Linked DNA regions of Homo sapiens: regions 1 and 2 are each linked to region 3. The links are chromatin loops, found by intact Hi-C in ENCODE. Cell type or tissue: GM12878. All regions are shown on one strand.

Evidence for each region. Hi-C counts contacts between places; a loop is a spot of excess contacts. Peaks named below come from ENCODE experiments on the same cell type or tissue, not always from the same donor. Only the 100,000 strongest peaks of a DNase experiment are listed, where the experiment ranks them.
Region 1: it touches region 3 in a loop (5-fold over the local background); 2 of 110 quality-filtered maps call a loop at or near these places.
Region 2: a loop joins it to region 3, with 2.1 times the contacts of the local background. A loop is called at or near these places in 2 of 110 quality-filtered maps.

The regions. Positions count from the first base shown.
Region 1 is chr13:58,583,817-58,591,816 of GRCh38, forward strand. No RefSeq gene overlaps it. Among named protein-coding and RNA genes, the nearest start is that of LINC00374, 350 kb to the left of the region's middle. In GM12878, no CTCF peak of the experiment used is centred here; a DNase peak (open chromatin) is centred at 3,515.
Region 2 is chr13:58,887,671-58,895,670 of GRCh38, forward strand. No RefSeq gene overlaps it. Among named protein-coding and RNA genes, the nearest start is that of LINC00374, 660 kb to the left of the region's middle. In GM12878, no CTCF peak of the experiment used is centred here; no DNase peak of the experiment used is centred here.
Region 3 is chr13:58,950,871-58,958,870 of GRCh38, forward strand. No RefSeq gene overlaps it. Among named protein-coding and RNA genes, the nearest start is that of LINC00374, 720 kb to the left of the region's middle. In GM12878, no CTCF peak of the experiment used is centred here; DNase peaks (open chromatin) are centred at 3,011 and 5,071; H3K27ac peaks cover 1,226 bases.

The DNA of each region.
Region 1 (8,000 bases), 370 kb before region 3:
TTTCCTATGACTTTTATGTTTCACTCCTCTGATTTTGGATCAATCTTATGCCAAAGTCTTATTCCAAGACTTAATGCCAAACTTATGCCAAAGACAAAGTTTTCTTAACCATCCTTCTCTTCTTATCCTGTTGAATCAACATTTGGACTATGTCTGCATCTTTTTGAATATCACCTACACAGTTCCCTCTTGTGCTAAATAAAGAAACTCTGGATCTTGTAGTGAAATCAATTCAGCATCAGTATAAGGAAAGGAGGTATGTTTAATTACATACCAGGGCTTATCCACAATATTACAGAAGCCTGATGAAACATACAATCAAACTTTCAAGTTTGTCTTGGCTGAGTCACCAGCCCCAAAGAGGTATTTTCCTTGTTTTTCTATGAAACTTCACAATTGACTGACTAATATTTTGAGGACAGGGAAACACAGCCTTATTCATTTGTTAAAATTCCAAACAATTTCTCCATCATGGCGCAGCACTAGGCACTCACTAATGCTCAACCAATGATTTATAATTAATATACAATGAGACACCACACTATTGTAAAATTTTTATATATAAATGTGGTGTCAGTACATTTATGACAAACCTGGACATTTCTTTCTCCATAACACAGAAACAAACAGAATGTCTGTCCTAACCCATGCAATACCTGCAGTGTAGGTCATATTATAATGAAATGAGTTTTTATCACTTCCCAACTGAGCTCATTACTCCATTTAGGTAGATCAAATTGCTTATCTTGACAGAGATTTGATTACCAATTAACTGTAGAATAAGCCAACAAAAATGAAGGGATGGAAAATGCATTGAAGTTTACTGAGACATCTTTATTAAATATGGAGGTCTGCAGCATAAATACTCCCCAAAAAATTGTTTTTCAAAAATGTTATAGATGCCACATGAGGTGGTAATGGTATTTTTGACAAAATAGGAAATCTTAGTAGCTCTGTAGTGAAACTTAAGGTGACCTTGTAAATAGCTGACATAAGCCATTTAATAAAACTCAGATTTTCTGACATTGTTTACTTTTGCCACAATTTGACACTGAGTTGCATCAAGTCAAATGAAACTTTGTGAACAGCCATCCTTCAAACATTAAATTCCATCCTTTTTCCCTGCCTCCCAGGGCGTGGAATAGCTGCTTACCCTCTCCTGTTTGTAGGTTTCTTTGTCGGGTTGCAAACTGGGATGGATACCTTCTGACTTTCACAGCTCTCCAGACTTTATTATATCAGTGGTAGCCCTCAGAAAACAAATATTTCCCTATTAGGTCTAATAAAGTTAGCAAAGAGTGTTAGGATTAAACGTTTCCAAGACTTAATTTGTTGTAAGTTTTCCCACATGTGGCTTAGGAGACAGCTTCTGAAATGGCAGCTCCAGGGCTGATTCTCCAAATCCCAGGAGGAAGTTAGTGCAGCATCTGCAGTCTAAATTATTTTGGCTCCACCAGCTGCATGCCCTTTACGAAGTGATTGTCTGATGTGTGGCTACTTGGTTTTATCAAACAAGTACTGCTTTCTGGAAACTTTCAAAATGGCAATGAGTCTCCAGGACCTAAAACAACTTAATAAATTGAAATTCTACATTTGTTCCAGCTTCTAAAAAGCCCATGATTTTATGTTTTTAAGTCTTGAAAATATTAGAGCAAAACTACAAAATATCTACATCCCAGGTAACTCTGAAGAGCTGAATGTGTATGAAATAAGTATTGGAAAGTAGTCCCCTAAGAAGAGTTACTGATAAAGCTTCAGAAAAGACTTTTCTTCTTGTACTTGCCTGATGGATGCAAATCAAATTCCTTGACCTTAGGAGAGTGATCATAAAATGTAATCAAAGTTTCCAGATCGAAAGGTGCTCTAAATGGTTCAGTAAGCAGCTGCATCAATGCTATAAAGCATCATGACTGCTAACATAGGTCATGTTTCAGGAAAACAAGATGAAAACCTTTTGCTTTTAAAAGAAATTTGGTCAAGTCCCAGGAAAAGAATGACAGCTATATTTATACGGCCTCCAACCTCAAGGAACTTCCAGCAATTTGCAGGTTTTTAATGTCATTAACCTCCAGGGTATTTCTGTTTCATGTGTTTAAAAGCTGGTTGCAAGTACTATCATAACACTTTCCAAATAAGAAGTCTGCAGTGTTACATATCTACCAACTTATCTCAAAGTTAGAAATCAAATACTGATATAGGTTTTCAAGTATGATCTTATTTTTTCCTTGCAGGAAATTCAGCATATTTTGAACACTGGGAAGAAAGAGTCCTTAAACTTACTGTTGAACAAAAAGAGCAATCCGCAACATGAAAACCAATCAGTAGCACACTTGAGTACATAAACTTAAAATTACCAATTCTTTAAAAGATTACAAGAATGTAACTGTCTACTCTTTTGGTGCTTCAAATCTGTATTCATTTGAATCTAATATCTTTAATTTTAAATTCCTGTCTGAATGTGTCTGAGTCTATCCACGTTGAAGTGTGTGTGTGTGTGTGTGTGTATGTGCGTGTATGTGTATGTACGTGTGTGTGTGTGTGTGTGTGTGTGTGTGTTAAAGAGAGAGAGATCTAAAGAGAGGGGTTTTATTAAACAAATTTCCTATATAGAGTTTGCAACTACATTCCCTCTACCTTCCCACAAAATGTGAGGGATTATGCCAGAAAGAGGCTAAATTACAGGTTGTATTTTAGAATATTTTTCAAACTCTAGTAGAAGACAGTGTGTGACTTATTATAGGGGGAATATTATAATTCATCAAGTTTATTGGACGAAGTATTGAAGGAACCCCATAACAGGGCAGAGTGGTCAAATGTGGCAGTGAGGATATTACTGGTTCTTTCTCAAGGAGACAAAGGTAAAATAACTCATTTTGCTAGCCTCTTACATATTATCAATTAAAGTTGAAAAACCATTATATTCTTACTGAGCACCAAAACAAACCAAGAAATATACTATAAATTAAAGTTATAGGCCGAGCACGGTGGCTCACGCCTGTAATCCCAGTACTTTGGGAGGCCAAGGCAGGCGGATCATGAGGTCAGGAGATTGAGTCCATCCTGGCCAACATGGTGAAACTCCGTCTCTACTAAAAATATAAAAATTAGCCGGGCATGGTGGTGCATGCCTGTAATCCCAGCTACTCGGGAGGCTGAGGCAGGAGAATCATTTGAACCAGGGAGTCGCAGGGATTTCAGATTGCACCACCAGCCACAGAGGGAGACTTTGTCTCCAAAAAAAAAAAAAAAAAAAGATATAAAGAGAATTAAATAAGGGGAGTACCCTCAAGGAACACAAAGAGAAAATCATGTAATCAATTACAATGTTATCTTAAGTACTATCATAAGAAAAGAAATAGAGAATTGTGGTATGGGCTGAATTGTGTCCCCCATTCTCAAAAAAAAAAGAAAAAAAGTGTGATGAACTCCTAACCCCACTGTGACTTTGAGATAGAGCCTTAAAGAAAGTAGTTAAGGTTAAATGAGGTCACAAGGATGAAGCCCTAATACAATAGGACTAATGTCCTTATGAAAAGAGGAAGTGATACCGAGTATGTACACACAGAAAAAAAAAAAAAGGCCACTTGAAAACACAGAAAGATGGTGGCTGTTTGCAAGCCAAGAAGGAAGGGCTCACCAGAAACCAATGCTATTGCTGCCCTGATCCTACACTTTTAGCCTCCAAAACTGAGAGATGGTAAATTTCTGTCTTTTAAGACACCCTCACCCTATCTGCGGTATTCTGTATGGCAACTCAAGCTGACTAAGATAGATGATAGATAGATAGATGGATAGATAGATAGAGAGATAGATAGATAGATAGATACAGATAATTGATTAATATATATTTACAAAAACAGAGTAAATAATAAGAAATTCTTTCTATAGATATGACAGAAAGTTGCAGAGAAGAGCAAACACTTGAATTATGTCTTAAAAGATAAATTAGAAAGTGTGACAAGTATAGTACTTTCACAATTTTGTGTTTATGTTTTCCTGAAAATAAGTAATTACCACAATTTTAAAGAAAGGACCTTGCTTTTCCATTCTTATAAATTTTACTCTGTTTTTACTGCACACCTTGCTCCATACTCCATATATTGTGTCAATTTCTTTCAAACAAAAACTCTTCATTTGGATCCAAACCTCCCTGTTTGTTATTGTTGAGTTTTCAAATACTGCTCTTCCCCTTACCTATATTTGCAGTGGAAACCTGCAACTTGGGTCTTCTTTCTATTCCAGAAAAATAATTATTTCAGTCCTGTTGGCACTACCAGTACAATAACTACTACTAAATTTATATGTCTATCAGTACAGTAGTTCCATGCATGTAATTGTGTTAATTACCTAAAACAATGCAATCATGCAAATGTCTTTACTCAGATTTCAAATTGAAAAAAAATTAAGGTTCAGAGAGGTTGAATCATTTGCCAAAGTTCCTCAGTCACTATTAGGTTTGGTAACTAAGACACTAAATAATAGCTTCTGATTTTAAAGCCAGATTTCTTCTAATGGGTACTTACCATTTGGGAGCTAATGGCCAGCATGCATTTACTCTATTTTTTCTTTAGAGCCCATGATCTCAGTTTAGCAACACCTGTCTCCAGTTCTCAGTTTGTGTCTTTGAATGGAAGCCAATCTAGGCTTAGGTCATTCTGTGTGTTCTTTTTATCTAGTTTCAGAGATTCATTTAAAAATGGCCACATGAGGCTCATTTATTGTTAAACGTGGGGACTTTACTGGAATATCTTGAAGTGATGTTTGTTCTGTTCCTCTAAACTAGAGCCAAGAGAGAATAAAATGGAAACTGCAGCATCTATCTCATCACTATGTATAGCATGAAAAGGAAACCAACACAGGACACAGGGAGGAAAGTCAAGCCTAACAAAGTGGCAGTGAAATTGAGCCCTGAAGGCATCATTTGATCAATTAATCTGTTTGGATCTGATGCCACTAAATCACATGAATTCATATGAATCAAAAACATTCCCTTTTTTGGTTAAGCCAGTTTGAGTTGGCATTTATACTAATCACAACCTAGAATGCTAACTGAAAAAGTTTTACTCTAAACCAACTCTCTAGAGGCAACTTGTAGACTGACATCTATGCAGTCATACTTCATTTTATTGCACTGTGTAAATACTGCATCTTTTTCCAAATTGACTATGTGACAATCCTGCATAGAGCAAGTCTATTGGTACAATTTTTCCAACATCTTGTATTCACTTTGTGTCTCTGTGTCACATTGTGGCAATTCTCATATTTCATAATTTTTCTTTACTATTATATCTGTTGTGGTGACCTATGGTCACTGATCTTTGATGTCACTATTGTAATTGTTTTGGGGGCTCCATAAACCATACCCATTTAAGATGGCAAATTTAATTGATTTATGTGTTCTGACTGCTCCACCCACCAGCAGTTTGCTCATCTGTCTTTCTTCCTTGGGCCATCCTATTTCCTGAGACACAAAAGTATTTAAATGAGGACAATTAATAACTCTACAATGACCTATAAGTGTTCAAGTGAGAGAAAGAATAGAATGTCTTTCACTTTAAATCAAAAGCTAGAAATGATTAATCTTAGTGAAGAAGGTTTGTGGAAAGGCAAGATAAACAGAAAGCTAGGCCTTTTGTGTCAAGCAACTAAGTTGTGAATGAAAGGAAAAGTTATTGAAGGAAATTAAAAGTGCTACTCCAGTGAACACAAGAATGATAAGAAAGGGGAAGAGACTTACTGCTGACATGAAGAAAGTTTGAGTGGTTTGAATAGAAGATCAAAGCAGCCATGACACTCCTTAAGCTAAAGCCTAATGAAGACTGAAAGAGGAGAGGAAACAGCAAAAGAAAAGTTGGAAGCTAGTAGAGGCTGGCTCACTAGGTTTAAGGAAAGTAGCCATCTCCATAACATAAAAGTGCCAGGTGAAGCAGCAAGTGTAGAAGGTGCTCATGTAGAAGCTACAGCAAATTAGCCAGAAGATCTAGCTAAGATCATTGAAGGTGGCTGCACTAAACAGCAGATTTTCAGTGTAGCTGAAAGAGACTTGCATTGGAAGAAGATGCTGTCTAGGACTTTCATAGCTAGGGAAGAAAAGTCAATGCCTAGATTCATATCTTCAAAAGACAGGCTGACTCTCTTGTTAGAGGCTAATGCAGACGGTGACTTTAAGTTGAAGCTAATATTCATTTACCATTTGGAAAATCCTAGGGCCCTTGAAAATTATGCTGAAACTACTTTGCCTGTGTTCTATAAATGAAACAACAAAGTCTGGATGACAACACATTAGTTTACTGCATTTTTTTTTTTTTTTGAGATGAAATCTCACTCTGTTGCCCAAGCTGGAGTGCAGTGGTGCAATCTTGGCTCACTGCAACCTCCACCTCCCGGGTTCAAGTGATTTTCCTGCCTCAGTCTCCTGAGTAGCTGGGACTACAGGCACATGCCACCATGCCCAACTAACTTTTGTATTTTTAGTAGAGACGGGGTTTCCCTATGTTGGCCAGGCTGGTCTCGAACTCCTGACCTTGTGATCCACCCGCCTCTGCCTCCCAAAGTGCTGAGATTACAGGCATGAGCCACCATGCCTGGCCTGTTTACTGCATATTTTAAGCCCACTGTTGAGATATATGGCTCAGGAAAAAAGAACAAAAACAAAAACAAAACAAAATTAAAAAACCTCTTTGCAAATTTGCAAATATTACTGTTCATTGTCAATGTACTTGGTCACCCAAGACCTCTGATGGAGATGTACAAAAAGATTAACATTGTTTTCATGCCTGTTAACACAACATGCATTCTGCAGCCCATGGATCAAATTTTTTATTTCGGATTTTAACTCTTGTTCTTTAAGAAATACATTTTATAAGGCTATAGCTGCCATAGACTTTGATTCTTCTGATGAGTATGGGCAAAGTAAATTGAAAACCTTCTGGGAATAATTCACCTTTCTAGATGCCATTAACATTTGTGGTTTATAAGAGGAGGTCAAAATATCAACACTAACAGGAGTTTGGAAGAAGCTGATACCAACCCTCATGGATGACTTTGAGGATTTCAAGACTTTAGTGGAGGAAGGAAATGCACATGTGGTGGAAATAGCAAGATAACTGCAATTAGAATTGGAGCCTTGGAGATGTGACTGAATTACCGCAATCTCACAATACAACTTGAATAGATGAGGAGTTGCTTGCTAGAGATGAGCAAAGAAAGTGGTTTCTTGAGAAGAAATCTAGTCCTAGTGAAAATGCTGTGAACATTGTGGAAGTGATAACAAAAAAATTGGAATGTTACATAACCTTACTTGATAAAGCAGTGGCAGGGTTTGATAGGATTAACTCCAATGTTGAAAGAAGTTCTACTGTGGGTAACGTGCTATCAAACAGCATCTCATGTTACTGAGAAAGGAAAGGAAGAGTCAACCAACATGGCAAACTTCACTATTGCCTTATTTTAAGAAATTGTCCCAGCCACCCCAAACTTCAACAACACTGTGCTGATCAGTCAGCAGCCGTCAATGTTGAGACAAGTCCCTCCACAAGCAATAAGATTACAACTGGCTGAAGGTTCAGATGATTGTTAGCATTTTTTAGCAATAAAGTATTTTTTAATTAAGGTATGTACATTGTTTCTTACACATAACACTGTTGTACACTTAATAAACTACAGAATAGTATAACTTTTATATGCACTGGGAAACCCTAACAATTAATGTGACTCACTGTTGCCATATTCGCTTTATTGCAGTTGCCTGCAACAGAACCCATACTATCCTAAGGTATGCGTGTATTACTCCATGAATGTGTATTTGAGTTATGAGCTTCCTTATGAAGAACAGTAACTCATAACCATGATTACAGGGTTAGCATCTCAAAGTTGTGTTGGAAAACCTGCTTATTTGGGAGATAGACATTAAGTAAAATGTTGCCACATAAAAGAGAAGTGTACAATTAAAAGCAAGACAGTATGGTCTAGGATGAAATGAGAAATTACATTAGGAATAG
Region 2 (8,000 bases), 63 kb before region 3:
TTACATCTTAGCAAATCTTAGAAGCTGTTTTGAAGAAACCATTCAAAATTTTAGGTATAAAGACAAGATTGTGATTTTACTTATATTAGTACAAGCTTGGAAATATAAAAGAAAAACTAATTAAATATTGCAACTTAAACTATACAATAGAAATCGTATATTATGCACCCATTAAATATTTGTTTAGACATTTCAAAATGTATATAGTTATTGTTTCTAAATAATAGGGATTATGAATGGATATTACAAAAATGCCTTCATTGTATGTGCTCCTTGTAGAAAAGTCAAAAATGAGAAAGTTAGGTAGAGTGCAGTGGCTCATGCTTGTAATTCCAACACTTTGAGAGGCCAAGAAGGGCAGATCACTTGCACTCAGGAGTTCAAGACATGCCTGGGCAACATGACGAAACCACGTCTCTACAAAACATTAGCCAGGTGTGGTGGTGCACACCTCTAGTCCTAGCTACCCAGGAGGCTGAGGTGGGAGGATCACTTGAGCCCAGGAGATGGAGGCTGCAGTGAGCCATGATCAAGCCACCATACTCCAGCCTGGGCGACAGAGTAAGACCCTGCCTCACATAATAATAATTATTATTATAGTAAAGATAAATAATTTTGCTAACTTTGGTATGTAAAATGATAAGTGATATTGAATGAACTATTAATAGGGCTATGGATGAAGAACTGAAATGTGGAGGGGTATGGCTGAAATATCCAGGTTAAATTAAAGTCCCATTGTAATAACTAACATACTAGGTTCTAACGTGAGGTTACAGTATAAAGGGGTTACCTGTCTCTGTTACTATGTTTTATGGTGACCCCAGGTCTTATAAGGAGATCATAGAACCAATGTAAAATATTATTGCATCACTCCCAGTGTCCCTCTAAAATATCAGAAACATTTACCTGCATTCACTTTCAGACTTGTGAGTTAATGACATGTGAGACTAGCTCATGCAGATTTTCTAAGATTATATGCTTGAAAATGGCAATGTGTGGGCAACGGGATATTCCCCACTAATTATTCAGATATTTCAACACTTTCAGCTCTTTCTCTGATAAGGCCTAAAGCTGTTGGGTATATATTAACAGTTTCTGGCATCAGTTTGCAAGAAATATTACCATTTCACTACATTAGGTATTTTCGTGTTAACATTTTATATTGTAAAGCTAACTATAATTTGGCTGATAGCAAAAAAAAAACAGTTATTGTTATAATTTTGTTTATTCACAAAATTCATTTTTATTAAATAGCATAAAGTGACTATAAAGACATTTCTTATCTATTTAAATAGCTTTTCTCTCTCTAAGCAATCAACCTATCATGAGCACATCAACAACTGAACTCTTTATTTTCTGGATAGTCAAGAAAAATTAAATATCTCACCTGTGTCATTTGCATTAACAATATCTGCCATGCCTCCTAACATGTGGGAAGTGTATTCATTGCCTTATAAAACTTCTTTTTAACCCCTTCAAATTAAGTTGACATTAGCAGTTGATGGTAATGATGTCACCAAAATGTCAACATTTGACCCAACACCCTAATGTTTTCTCTACAACAAAAAGAGAGAATTCAACCTGGAAAAATATTGAAATTCCAGCTGGAAGAATGCTTAGAGTCTACTTTTCACAATATATACTTTCAAGTTTGCCTCAAGAATAAAATGCCAATAATGCAAACAAAAACGGTCAAAAGTATTATTCCTTTTTTTCTTTTTGTAAAAGAATATGACCAGTAATTGATTTAAACATTTGGATATAAATTTGCCAAATTGCTACTTTGTGTCCAACTAAAAGAGTAGCTAAGTCTCTGACAGCTTTCTATATATAGCTTTTTCCACAAACCCAATAAACTATAACCAATATGCATTTATTGTTATTTCATTAGCACCAATTTGTTTGAAGTCAAAAATTGCATCTGCACTATGTTGTAGCACCATTTACCTGTTTGTGTTAATCCCAGTTAAAAATAAATATTAAACATTTCTTAAAATATATTTTCTTTAAAATTATTTAATTAATTAAATTATTCTTTATTTATTCAACCAGTAATTATTTTGTAAAAAATGCAATTTTGCCCGGTGGTTGTAGTGGAGAGGGAAGAAATGCAAAATGAATGAGATAAAGCCCTTTCATGGACAAGCTCATAAAGCAGGGATGGGGGAGGCAGATTACAATGTACTAAATTCCATGCAAGCAATATTCACAGAGTGCTCTGGGACCTTACATCCTAAGGAAGTCGAGAGTATCCCCAGGGAAGGGAACACTTTAGCTTGTCTCAGAAGATGAATAGGGCTTTTCTACAGGCAGAGAAGAAGAAAGTGGAGGGGTTTGATAGCAAAGGGGAAACCTTAAAAGAATATGCTATATCAGGGAAAAGTTAAAACTTGAGTATGGTTGGTATACAGACCACTTGCTTGATATTAAATGATATAACTGCCTTTACGTTGGGCTGTTTTATATAGGAATTAGAATTGTGTCTGTTTTCTAAAAGTAAGGCTGTCTGGTCCTATTAGGGTCTCTTCAAATCGCTTCAGGAGAAACTCTTCCCTTATTCAATGTGTTGTGGCCACAAATTTGTTTGGAAATACTAGTTAAGTTCATGAAGCTTTTGAGATTTTAAGCTGGCTGTTTCTTTTGATTGGAACCCTATTCTTCTGACTGTTCACATTTGGTTCTTTCTCATCATTGAATCTCAACTTACAAGCCATCTCAGTAGCAACTATATTACTCTTTCTCACATAACCATACTGCATTTTCTTCATAGCAGCCATCACTTTTTGAAATTTTCATGTCTATTTCTTATGTACCTGTCTATTGCTTGTCCTATTTACCTAATTAAGGATATAAAATTCTTAAAGCAAGAAACAAGCCTATTAATACACCCTAAAACTGTCACATACAAAGGAGAGTTAGGTACATAGTAGGAATTACATAAATTACTTAAACAAAATAGTGAATGATACAAAAGGAAAAACAAATGCAATGTATACATTCTAAGAGCGGTCAATCAAATAATAACTGCATTTAATATGTCAGCAATCAACATAGCATTCTCACCCAATGGCTTCTTAAGATTGGACTTCATCAAGGAGCACATGGTACAAGAGAATGAATAGACCATGGGAAAAGAGAAGGATGACCTACATTTTGCAAATGTGGTTAAATGAGTCAGTATAATAGGTGTATTAATATTTATTTTCTTTTACTTGTACCCAAAGGTGGATGAGCCCTGGTGATGCTGAGTTTATATTTACTTTATCTGTATCACGGAATATGTAAGATTCAAATGAGAAATAAATGTTAAAAGTATCATAAAATGTAAGAGATTGAATTTTTTTGCCTTCCTGTAGTAAAAGAAATAAAATATAGATCCTTGTGTAATAGAAAGAAAAACAATTTAAGATACCAATTAAATAGACTACCACTGGTATATTTTCCATTACCATCTGGTTCTTCTCAGTCTGTGAATTTAGTCAGAAAAACAATAAGTAACAGAATTATAAGAAATAGATCTTTTGTTGATCTTCAGAAAAAATGATTGTATCATGATGAACACAGTGTTCTTTTTTAAATGTCACACATAATTGTGCATAGCCAGAGTAAATGAGCCAGTAAATGGGCTGGTATTAATAATTATACTGACATGCATGCAATTTCAATATTGACTAATAAGATGATTGATAATTTTCAGATAATTAAATTTAAAATTATGAAAGAACTTTAAGTGTGACTCGTAGATTTTATAATGTTTAATTAAGTACACGTTAAATGTAGCAATAAGTTCATCAGTAAAATTTTGTAAATAAATATGCAAAGTAAAACAATTTCAACAAGAATATTAGTATCATAGGGCTTTAAATGTCATTATTTTTTAAAATAACGAGTATTTTTTATTACCCTTGTTTTTCATTTTGCTTGACTTCATACTTCCATTAAGCTACAGAATTAATTAAGCTTTTAATCCTACTTACAAAAGCCTTTCCGAAGCTCTATCAATATGAATTTCGAAACAACTCAAGAAAACAGCCTAGAATTTTTTAAGCTAGAAGAAGAAAAAGAAATAAAAGGAGAAAACAGCCACATCCAGGAGGACCCTAAGAAGTTATAAGTATTAAATGTGATGTGGTATCCTGGACGAAATCCTGGAACTGAAAAAGGATAATAGGAAAAACTGAGGAAATCCAAATACATTATGGACTTTAGTTAATTTTAATGTATAATTATTGGTTCATTAATTGTGCCAAATGTACCATATTAATGTAGAGTAAACTAGGGGCACATATGAATTTAGTACTATATTTGCAACAATTTTGTAAATCTAAACTGTTGTAAAATTTGAAGTTTATTAAACACATATAAGAGAAAAAACTACATGTGAATTTAAAAATCATTCTAATGCTGTCTACAGGCCAAAAATAGGAATTGTTTACAAGCAAAGAACATTGGAACCACTTTGCCAATGGATAGCAGGCACATATTATTAGAATTTTGAAAATTAATATAATACTTTTGGCTTCAAAAGCTACCAACATGCATGCACATATGTTATATGTTAAATACGTTTCTATAAGGGCCCTAGATTGCCCCTGCTGAGTTATATACCTTATGATTTATCCGAGCCTGGGCTTCAACTGATTAGATTAGGTGTATAAACCTGATCAAGGAAAATTGATCCATATTCTGGCCAGTAAACTAGGGCTGCGACCTGGTTCAAAAATACAAGCAGAATCAGAAAACTCCCTCTCTCAGAGAAAAATTTGACTGAAATAACAGATGATATTTGCCAGCTTTCAGTAGTGGCAAAAATAATGCACCCTGTGTTGTCATGATGGGAAAGAACCTGGGGTAATCATTATGGGAAATGAATGAGAAGAGTAATCAAGAGAACCTAAATGAAAGAAAGAGGGAAATGAATAAATTGAAGAAACCAGCTGGGCATCCACAGAGATGAGAAATGGGAAAGAAAGAGAGAAAAGGAAACAATAAGCAGACTCTGCCCTCGAGAGAACGGCATCCTCTTCTAATAGCTCTCCAGTTTTCTCCTTTGGACTCAGTAAGGTCTGGCTGTATTTTTATTTCTGTCTTGGACTCATTTTCTTAGAATAAATCCTTCATTTCTAGAGCAAGTAGAAGTTAGCTCTTATACCTACAGTAAAAAACAAACAAACAAACAAACAAAAAACACCTAAGACATACTTCAGGTTACACAAGCCGCTAGCACCCCCTATTAAACCTACTCTGTAGCTGTCATGCTTCTTCTTTTCCACTTTCACTAGCTGTTTCTGGCTTCTCTCAGAACCAAAATGACATTATTTCCAATATTTGATCAAAGCCTTTAAAATGCTGTTTACACTTGTAACATTACAGTGGTTCAAAAATTATACTATCCCCTATCCCTTGAATTATTTTTAAATAATTCTGTCATAAAACAACTTCCTTGTTACCATGTATCTTGGTGTCAAAGATAAAAATCACAAAGCTGTAGGCTTGTGTAGTGAGCCTTCTTCAACATTATCAATGTGAAGATTAAGTACATTAATTAAGTGATTACATTTAGTCCCTAAGTCTATGCTTATTAATGTTTTAAAGATTTTCAATAAGAAGATAAATAAACACAAGATAAGTTGATAGACATCAATCTCATCACAATAAATATGAATGCGTTAATAAAATCCAAAAATGGTCCAACTGCAAACACTCCAGCTTTGTACTATTTTCACTAGAACAATAGGGATACAGCTAGAGTGAAAGGAGAAGATACACCACTTGTAGCAAATAATGTCAGCAGGAACTACTTCAAATATAATCTCTCAGTTTTTCTTAGCAACTGAACACTGATTTTCTTCAAATGGCAATCTGTCAAACTTAAAACTGCATTTTCCAGGCTGCCTTGTGGTAGGTGTAGCTAATGAAGCATAAACTGTGGTTTCAAGGAACTCTCTTTAATAGAGGATCGGTCAATTGGAAGGAAGACCTATTTTGTACTTATTCCCATTTTCCCTCCATGATGTCTGGAATGTGAACATGAGGTAAAGTTAAAAATTAAAGCACTGTGCTAAAAATGACATAAGAAAAAGAGATAAGGAACTTTGCTCCATGGGCTGTCATTTCTGAGCTGTCTCCAGACTTCTTTTATAGAAGAGAAAAAAGCAGCCTTACAGTTCAGTTTGGCTGTTTGGTTACATGTAGCGGTACTAAATCCTACGTGGCATATCACAGAAATAATAATCAAAAGAATGTTGGTGTGACTAATTATGACCAGATTATTTCAGTAATCTGTGGAAGATTAATAAGTAATCTCTAAAAAGCAGTTTAAAATGTTATGCTTTAGATTCTGTGGGTCAGTAATTCAAACAATGCATCGAGACTACCTGTCTCTGATTCTCAGTGTCTGGGGGGGCCCTAGCTGGAAAGATTCAAAGTCTGGGGTTGATTCAATGGCAAAGAATAGATATCATCTGGCTGTTGGCCAGAAAACCTGCATGTGGCCTCTCTATGTAGTATCTCATGTTCTTTAGTTAGGGCTTCCTCACAACATGGCAGCTCAGTAGAAACGTTATTGCCTTTTACTATCTAGTTTCAGATGGCACATAGTGTTACTTCCCCCTTAATCACAAGTTTCCCAGGTTCAAGAGGTGGGAACAAAGACCCATCTCTCAATGGAAGGAGAGTCAAATCATATTGTAAAAAGAGTCTATAAGATAGGAGATGTCATTGCAGTCATCTTTCCAAGATAGACTCTTCCACACAGAGAAAATAGATAAATAACGTTACAATGTAGTCATGAAATATTCAATTCACTAGGAAGATATGTAATTTAAGTCTGCATACATAAAATAATATAGCTTCAACATATGCGAAACAAAACTAATGAAAACCACATGAAAAACTTTACAAACCCAACATCATAATAGGAGTGTTTAATATCTCTCAGTATAATTATAGATCAGATAGAAAAATCTGTAAGAATATCAGAGATGTAACACAATTAACAGGATTTTTAAAAATGACAGATATAGGGAATAAACACAATTGTAGAGAATGAATTTTTTTTCAGAAATTTTAGGGAATGAACATTTTAGGGAATGAACTTCACAATTTTAGGGAATGAACTTTCTTTTCAAAGGCTGGACACATACCAGGGTATAAGGCAATCTCAACAAATTTAAATAAATCTGTATAACTCACATCATGTACTCTAATTGCAAAGTAATTAAGCCTGAAGTAAATAACACAAAGGGAGTTAAAAAATAAGATGTCACCAGGTTATAAATTTGTAATACACCCATAATTTAGAAGTATTCATTGGTCAAGGAAAACATTCTTTAGAAAAATTAAAAATAACTGAAAAATAATAAAATATCACATATCAACATTTTGTGATTCAGCTAAAGTGATATTTAAAGAAAATGTATACACTGAAAATCTGGTGCAAAAGAAAGGACAAAAATTAGGGAGATAAGTCATCTAACAGATACAAGAGGCAACACAATAATACAATATACAACACAATCGATACAAGAGACTACACAATAAAAACATAAAGAAAATAAACATGATAAAAGAAGCAATTGGTGAATTGCTATATAATATTGCTATACAATAATATATAATGAATTATATTTATATAATAAAATATATATTTATATAATTATATATATTTTTATTATATTTATATATATTTATATAACAAAATGTATATAATATATTTATATATATGTTAGATATTATAATATTGTATTATATATTGTATTATATATTATACATTATAATATATTGTATTATATATTATAATATCATATAATATATTGTATTATAATATATATTATAATATATTGTATTATAATGTATTATATATTATAATATATATTATAATATATTGTATTATATATTATAATATATTATATATTATATTATAATATATTGTATTATATATTATAATATATTGTATAATATATTATATTATATATTATAATATATTGTATTATATATTA
Region 3 (8,000 bases):
TGTATCTGTACATTTCCCTTTTCCATACATCTGATAAGGGGTTAATATCCCAAATATATAAGGAACTCAAACAACTCAATAGCAAGAAAACACATAGCCCAATTAAAAATTGGCAAAGAAACTGAGTAGATGTTTCTCAAAAAATAACCAATAGGTATATGAAAAAATGCTCAACATTACTAATCATCAGGGAGATGCAAATTAAAACCACAATGACATAGCACTTCACACCTGCTAGAATGGCTATTAACAAAAAGATGAAAGAAGAAAAGTGTTGGTGAGGATGTAGAGAAAAGGGAACTCCCACACAGTGTTTCTAGGAATGTAAATTAGTATTACAATTATTGAGGTTCCTCAAAAAATTAAAAATAGAACTAGCATATGATCCAGTAGTCCTACTACTGTGTATGTATTCAAAGTAAGTGAAATCAGTATGTCAAAAAGATATCTGCACTCCCATGTTCACTACATCATTTTTCAAAATACCCAAGATATGGAATCGACCTTAGTGTTCATCAATGGAAACAGAATTTTATTTAAGAGACTTTAACATCTCTGGTCTTATTGGAAAATCATCCCCATTGGAGTTACTAAGTTGTCTTAGTCTCCAGTAAATATTTTACTAATATGACTTTCTCTTATTAAATTACTCAATCATAATAAGATCTTCTAAAAAATGTTTCATATTATATTACAGATTGCTTACTTACAGGGAGAAAATATGCTAATTTCATGCAAACATATGTGTTTCAGTTTCTGGGAATTAATTTGTTATTTTAAACTAAAATATTTTGGTATTGGTCCAGAGAAAATGCCATATCCTTACCAAACCATTTCATTTCATATATCTGGAAATGTCATGTAGTTGTAGAGGTAGCAAAATGAAATGTTTTAGTGACCACAGTATTGCATCTAGAAGGGTTCATGTAATTTATTTTCATCTATTGAATTTGAAGGGAAGTTATCTGTCTCCTATAGTCCTGAACAGACAAAGACAGGTACACATTCTCCGTGTTCTCTCATCCCTTCCTCCAGCAACCATAGGAGCCACATGTTCCAAGTATGGCTACAAAGCTGAAGAGGTAGGCAAAGTTCAAGTTAGGGCCTCACTAAGGAAACTGAATTGTATCCCAGAGATAAGGAACCACCGAAATATATAATAAGGGAGTTAAAGTATTAGAATATCATTTTTGAAGTGTACGCTAGTCACAGAATGGAAAATGAATCTGAGGGAGGACAAATGAAGTGAAGTGGGGCACTACAGAAACAAAAGGAATAATGAGAACCTATAGTAAAAGAGTGGAATTGTTAATGGAGATGTTTGATTAAATTTAGAGCTGTTAAGAGAGTAGGGTTGACAGGATTTTATAATCAATAGAATGAGAATTAAGAATCAAGGATAATGCTATATTTTTGACTTAGGAAGCTGACTATGTAGGGGGATGCATTATTGTATAAAAGTAACACAGAACAAAGGAAAGATCCCGTTTGAATTTTCTTCAGAGTTGTCAGTTTATATTTTTATTATCATTCTTGCATTTGTACAGTTTATGAGGATTTTCAAACTACTTTCACAATATTAAACTAGGTAACTAAACTACAAAATATTTTTTATTCCCAGCCTGGTCGTCTTTTTTAAAATCATAATTCTACATAACATTTAATGGAACTGTTTTATATATATTTTTTCTATGTTAATTGCATTTTAATGTCTTATTATTTTTAAATTCCAAATATCAAGACCTATACCTGTTTACTTTCCACTCTATGCCTAAACAAGTCCATGAGTTCATGCAAAACCCAGATCAGGGTCCCATGCATTTGAGTCTTTACTGAATGTTACCTTCAGTTTTCCTATGAATCCTGTCAGCTCCAGCATTAGTACAAATATGGTTATTTGAAGTATGTAGAACAACTACAACAATTTGAAGTATGTAGAACAACTACAACAAAAACATTGCTCACAATATATTTTGTGGGCAAAAACACAAAAAAATTGGACTCTCAATCAAGTTTTCTTGGTTTAATGCTGACATATTCTTAAGCTCAAAAACTTCACAGGTAATATTAACTGTGTCTTGCAATATTGTCTTCATTTATCATCCTCCAATTCCGCATCTCATTTACCACAACTTTGAAATAAGACCTCATCCGCCATGGTCATTCCTTGGGGATGTTTCCCATGACCTTGCTGATCAGGTTGACATTCCCCATATACATTTATATATGATAGCCAAGATCCAGTTACCATTCCTTTGTGGCCATTAGTAGAGTTAAAATTTCCATTTTCTTGTATCATACTTTAATTACTATTTGTTTTTTCTACCTGACTCTAAGTCCCTTTATTTCTTTATTTCTTTTCATCGTAATATTTCTCAGTGATTACCAGTGTAGCTTAACATTTAAAGGCTTTTGTTAAAAGTTTGTTAAGTTAATCAATACTTAAAATATTTTGCATTTTTTGTAAATCATTATGTTATATTATCTGAAGCTTATGTTCTTGTTTCTTTTTTTAGTTTTCATTGATAAATGTGTGTAATGCTATTCTGCTGTGAGCTGTCTTTATTGGACTTTTGCATACTTATTACAAATGTAAGCGTAAATACGGTTTAAAAAGTGTATGGAAACTCTATTTTACAAAAGAACCAAAATGATCTCTGTTAAGGCTTTTAGCACTTAATAACTCCAAGGAATCATTTAATATCAGTAAAAGGTGATGCAACAACCTCTAGGTCTTCGTACTCAGCAAGATACTGCAAAATGACTTAAGCTATTGATTCTAACAGTTTCATATTTTTATTCTCTTCTTCCCTTTAGGAACCTCTAAGACAAGAGGTCAATTTAGCCCCATTTTATTTTTTAAAAAAGAATTTAGTGTTCTTGACAGGTGTCAGATTACAAGTCCTTAGAGACAAAGGTTTCCTGTTTGGCCATCACAGCATTTATAACACAGACAGCTGTACGTGGTTTCCCTTCCTCTTCCCCAGTTCCTTACCTTATCCACAGACCACAAACCCTAACCCACAGAGAGCAGCTTCAGATGCAGGAGGATAATTCAGTCTTTAGGCTATTAAATCAGTGACTCCTTAGCACACTCACTCTACAGGGATGGCAGCAACCTCTTATGATGATGTTTCTTGTGTGAGGATTGTGTGATGTTATACCTTTTTCCCTGTGAGGTAGATAACAATGTTCAACACATTACACAAAAACTACTGAGCAGGCATGCAATCAATACTCAATCCTTTTTTGTTGTTTTCATCAATGTCATTTTCGATGAGTGCTTTAAAAATCATATTAAATTTGTTTTAATGGTCTCAATTTAGTGTCAGAATTGTGATCCTTTTTCCTACTTATTAAATGTTTTGATTTTTAAAAATAAATAACTTAAAACTGCCACAGCATCAACCATGGTGGTCTATAAAATGCTTCTTTCTTCCTTTAGCATTGATATTATTATTCAGTCTTTGTAATTTTCTGGGGAAGCTCCAATATTCTTCTTGTCAAATGTCTCAAGAAACCCTAAAGATATGGTTATCTCATATTTATTTTCTCATTTCTTCACCACGCATATGGAGGGGGTAAATGTAATACATTAAAAAATAGTAAATAGTAACACTAAAAGAGAGGGCACTTTCACAGAGTTCTGGTCAGCCACTTTTTTAGATACTAATTTTATGTTCACCATCAACTGCAACAATAATCAGGAAATCAGGAAGGTTCACTGACCTTTGCATGTAACCATATTTTTAACAAAGACCTTGGATCCTAAAACCTCAGTGATGGCATCATAGCACTCATTGATCTCAAATTTTCCCAGAAGATATTAATGATATGGTTTTATCAAAACCCAGATATAGCTAAAGAATTCCTTTGTCATCTCAGTGACCTCCCTCAAACTCCTTATTACTCTTCATATTAATTCCATCACTTTTATACATCAAGTGGTCAGTGATGTTAAACTTGTTAGAACCTATGCGTCCAATGGCCATGGTGTTGATATATGTCTTTTCCTTTCCCGTCTTTGTCTGGATTTAGGGATGGTTTCCATGGTGCTTGGACTCTGACTAAGGACATATTGTGAAAGGCTTATGTATACTGAGTGTTTGAGAATGTAATCTCTAAACTGCTGTTCTACTGAATATTGTCTGTTATTACTTAGTAACATGCTCATAGTCAGACTCCGTAATATCTAAAGCTTCTATTGGAAAATTAAATTATTTTAACAACCTCCATAGCATATTTTAACTATGAATGATACACTCAAAATATCCTCCCCAGCTGCCTTAAGTGTCATCCTTTGCATCCACCTGGAATCATCTCAAAGCATATGAATACAGAAAGAAGTAAATATTGGTTGAACACTTTCCTATGCTACAGGTATGGCAGTAGGTGCTGGAGATGCAGAAATAAGACACTTTCCTGAAACCTACAACCCAGTAAGACACATTCAATTGCTCCATTCATTTAGTGGTGTGATCTCACTATCCTTCTTTTTCCTTACAGTGGATGCTGACGAAAATTGTACAAGAGAATTTATGAACAAAAACAAAAGAGACAAATGGCGAAAAATATTTGAAGTACTTTTTCTTGGGCTGGCTCTTCTCCAAATGACAACTGATAATTAGGTAAGTAAATGAGAACTTACTGAAACAAATGACTTTCTCTGATTAAAACACCACGCAGAAAAATGACATATTGCAGAGAGAACAACCTTTCCTCTTCAAGCTCACTATTCTCTTGTTGAGTTATCATTCAGTAATGGGTAGAGAAGCAGCTAAATGCACAAAGTTTAGGGTCAAGTGAAAATTACCCAAAGCTTTATGGGTAGTTAGGTTGGGTTATATTAGGCAAGGGAGTATTCATTAGTTACAATGCAAACACTATGTGGTTACTAGACATTCACATCCCGGCATGGTTCCTAGTTCAGCTCATAATTACCTTTTCACCAGATGATCAGTTTTGCAGCCTGGTGAAGAAGAAATCCTCAGGAAACACTGTGGTGTCACCCTGGAAACGTGGGACTAGCAGAGCAAGTGGGCTAAACAAAGTCTAATTATTTCTGGAGGGAAAAAGGGTACTCTGGAATTTCCCTGCCCCTAGAGAGAGCATTATGAATCATTTGGGTAAGCGGTCTCCTACATGTGATTCGAGAGTTCATTTATGAGAGGACCTTTGCTCTAAAATATCAGCACTAATGATTGTCGCATTACCATTATAGATTCATTTCCTCAAATGTTGAATGCCTTTCAAATCAAGAGTCACAATGTAAAATTCAACTTCTGCCAGGAAGCTATATTAAGCTGGTGTCAGCTAATCATTTAAGTAACCATTTAAGTAGAGTGGCCACATATCTGGTTTACACGGGACAGCCTTGGTTTATACTCATGATATGATAATTAATACCATCCCCATTCAGTCTCAGTCTGGGTTCAATGATGATAAAGTATATGACCTCTAAGTCTAAATCCAGTTGGGTTTAATGCTTTCAGAGAACAAAAATAACTCTGGCTAATTTAAATTTTGATTGGTTGAACTAAGACCAAATATTCAACCTAGAGTTGCCAGAGATGAGGGAGACCAAACAGGTGGCTTCTAGTTAGAGCACTTCCTCCAGATAAGAGTTTGTGTGCAGACTAACCAAACCAGAAAAATGGAGTCAGAAGCTTTCAGCAAAAATACAAATTTGAACCAAAATTATTCTTCCTTCTGGTTATTGCCTGATGTATTGAATTATAACTTCAAGATGACAATATATGTTTGCCAAGGATATAAAGAGATATTAGTAAAATGGGAGAAGGAACCCCAAACCAATACATTTCTCCTTCTTTATAGTATGGCCTAGCAATACCTCTCACAGCTCTGATTAGAACCCTAAGCTCTCTGTAAATGGATAAATGCCTTAAGTTTGTTGGAAGAACATTCAAATCTATAAAGTCCTAGAATAAAGGAATAGTAACTATTTCTGGAAATGTTATATTAATGTATTCATGAAAACTCATTTTCCTAATATATGGATTATACTAATATCATTGCTAGTATGTTGGTTTATTAACATACGTGCTAATTTTGTAAAATAAAAAAATGCTATGGTTTGAGATTTTTAAGAATCCTTAGCTAAAAAAATTACATGTAAGTATAAAGCTACAGTTTGATTTTTTAAATACAAAATTTTGTTTTTATAAATTAATGACCTCACATTGCAGTTGATAAATATTTAGAAAGATCAGAGACCAGCAACAATAGGAGGAAAACAAGCTCAGTTCATAGATGGTAATTAAAAAGTTTGTCCCATGCTATACCAAATGTGTTGATAGATAACCATTAGTTTCTATTTAAACTAAAATAATCATTGGTCTTATAATAAAATTGGGAAAATGCTGATATACAATATTAAAATATACATCATACTGTGTCCAGAATTGGTGGGTTCTTGGTCTCACTGACTTCAAGAATGAAGCCGCGGACCCTCACGGTGAGTGTTAGAGCTCTTAAGGTGGCGTGTCTGGAGTTTGTTCCTTCTGATGTTTGGATGTGTTTGGAGTTTCTTCCTTCTGGTGGGTTCGTGGTCTCGCTGGCTCATGAGTGAAGCTGCCGACCTTCCCAGTGAGTGTTACAGCTCTTAAGGCAGTGCGTCTGGAGTTGTTCGTTCCTCCCGGTGGGCTCGTGGTCTCGCTGGCTTCAGGAGTGAAGCTGCGGGCCTTCGCGGTGAGTGTTACAGCTCATAAAAGCAGCGTGGCCCCAAAGAGTGAGCAGTAGCAAGATTTATTGCAAAGAGCAAAAGAACAAAGCTTCCACAGTGTGGAAGGGGACCGGAGCGGGTTGCCACTGCTGGCTCGGGCAGCCTGCTTTTATTCTCTTATCTGTTCCCACCCACATCCTCCTGATTGCTAGAGCCCAGTGGTCTGTTTTGACAGGGCGCTGATTGGTGCCTTTACAATCCCTGAGCTAGACACAAAGGTTCTCCTCCTCCCCACCAGATTAGCTAGATACAGCGTGTCCACACAAAGGTTCTCCAAGGCCCCACCAGAGTAGCTAGATACAGTGTGGATTGGTGCATTCACAAACCCTGAGCTAGACATAAAGGTTCTCCAAGGTCCCACCAGAGTAGCTAGATACAGAGTGTCGATTGGTGCATTCACAAACCCTGAGCTACACACAGGGTGCTGATTGGTGTATTTACAATCCCTGAGCTAGACATAAAGGTTCTCCAAGGTACCCACGAGACTCAGGAGCCCAGCTGGCTTCACCCAGTGGATCCCGTACCGGGGCTGCAGGTGGAGCTGCCTGCCAGTCCCAGGCCATGCGCCCGCACTCCTCAGCCCTTGGGTGGTCGATGGGACTGGGCGCTGTGGAGCAGGCGGTGGCGCTTGTCGGGGAGGCTCTGGCCGCACAGGAGCCCATGGAGTGGGTGGGAGGCTCAGGCATGGCGGGCTGCAGGTCCCGAGCCCTGCCCCGTGGGAAGGCAGCTAAGACCCGGTGAGAAATCGAGAGCAGCGCCGATGGGCTGGCACTGTTGGGGGACCCAGTACACCCTCCGCAGCCGCTGGCCCAGGTGCTAAGCCCCTCATTGCCTGGGTCCGGCAGGGCTGGCCGGCTGCTCCCAGTGCAGGGCCCGCCAAGCCCACGCCCACCCAGAACTCCAGCTGGCCCGCAAGCGCCCAGCACAGCCCCAGTTCCCACTCGCGCCTCTCCTTCCACACCTCCCTGCAAGCTGAGGGAGCCGGCTCTGGCCTTGGCCAGCCCAGAAAGGGGCTCCTATAGTGCAGCGGTGGGCTGAAGGGCTCCTCAAGTGCTGCCAAAGTGGGAGCCCAGGCAGAGGAGGTGCCGAGAGCGAGCGAGGGCTCTGAGGACTGCCAGCACAGTCACCTCTCAGTATGACACTGAAGAAGGAAGCTTTGATTTTTGTTTGATAAAGAAGCACACATTTCTCTCAGAGTAACTTAAGTTCTCCTCAGCAAATGCACATTCATGCAGTACACCCATAGAACAAAGAGAAA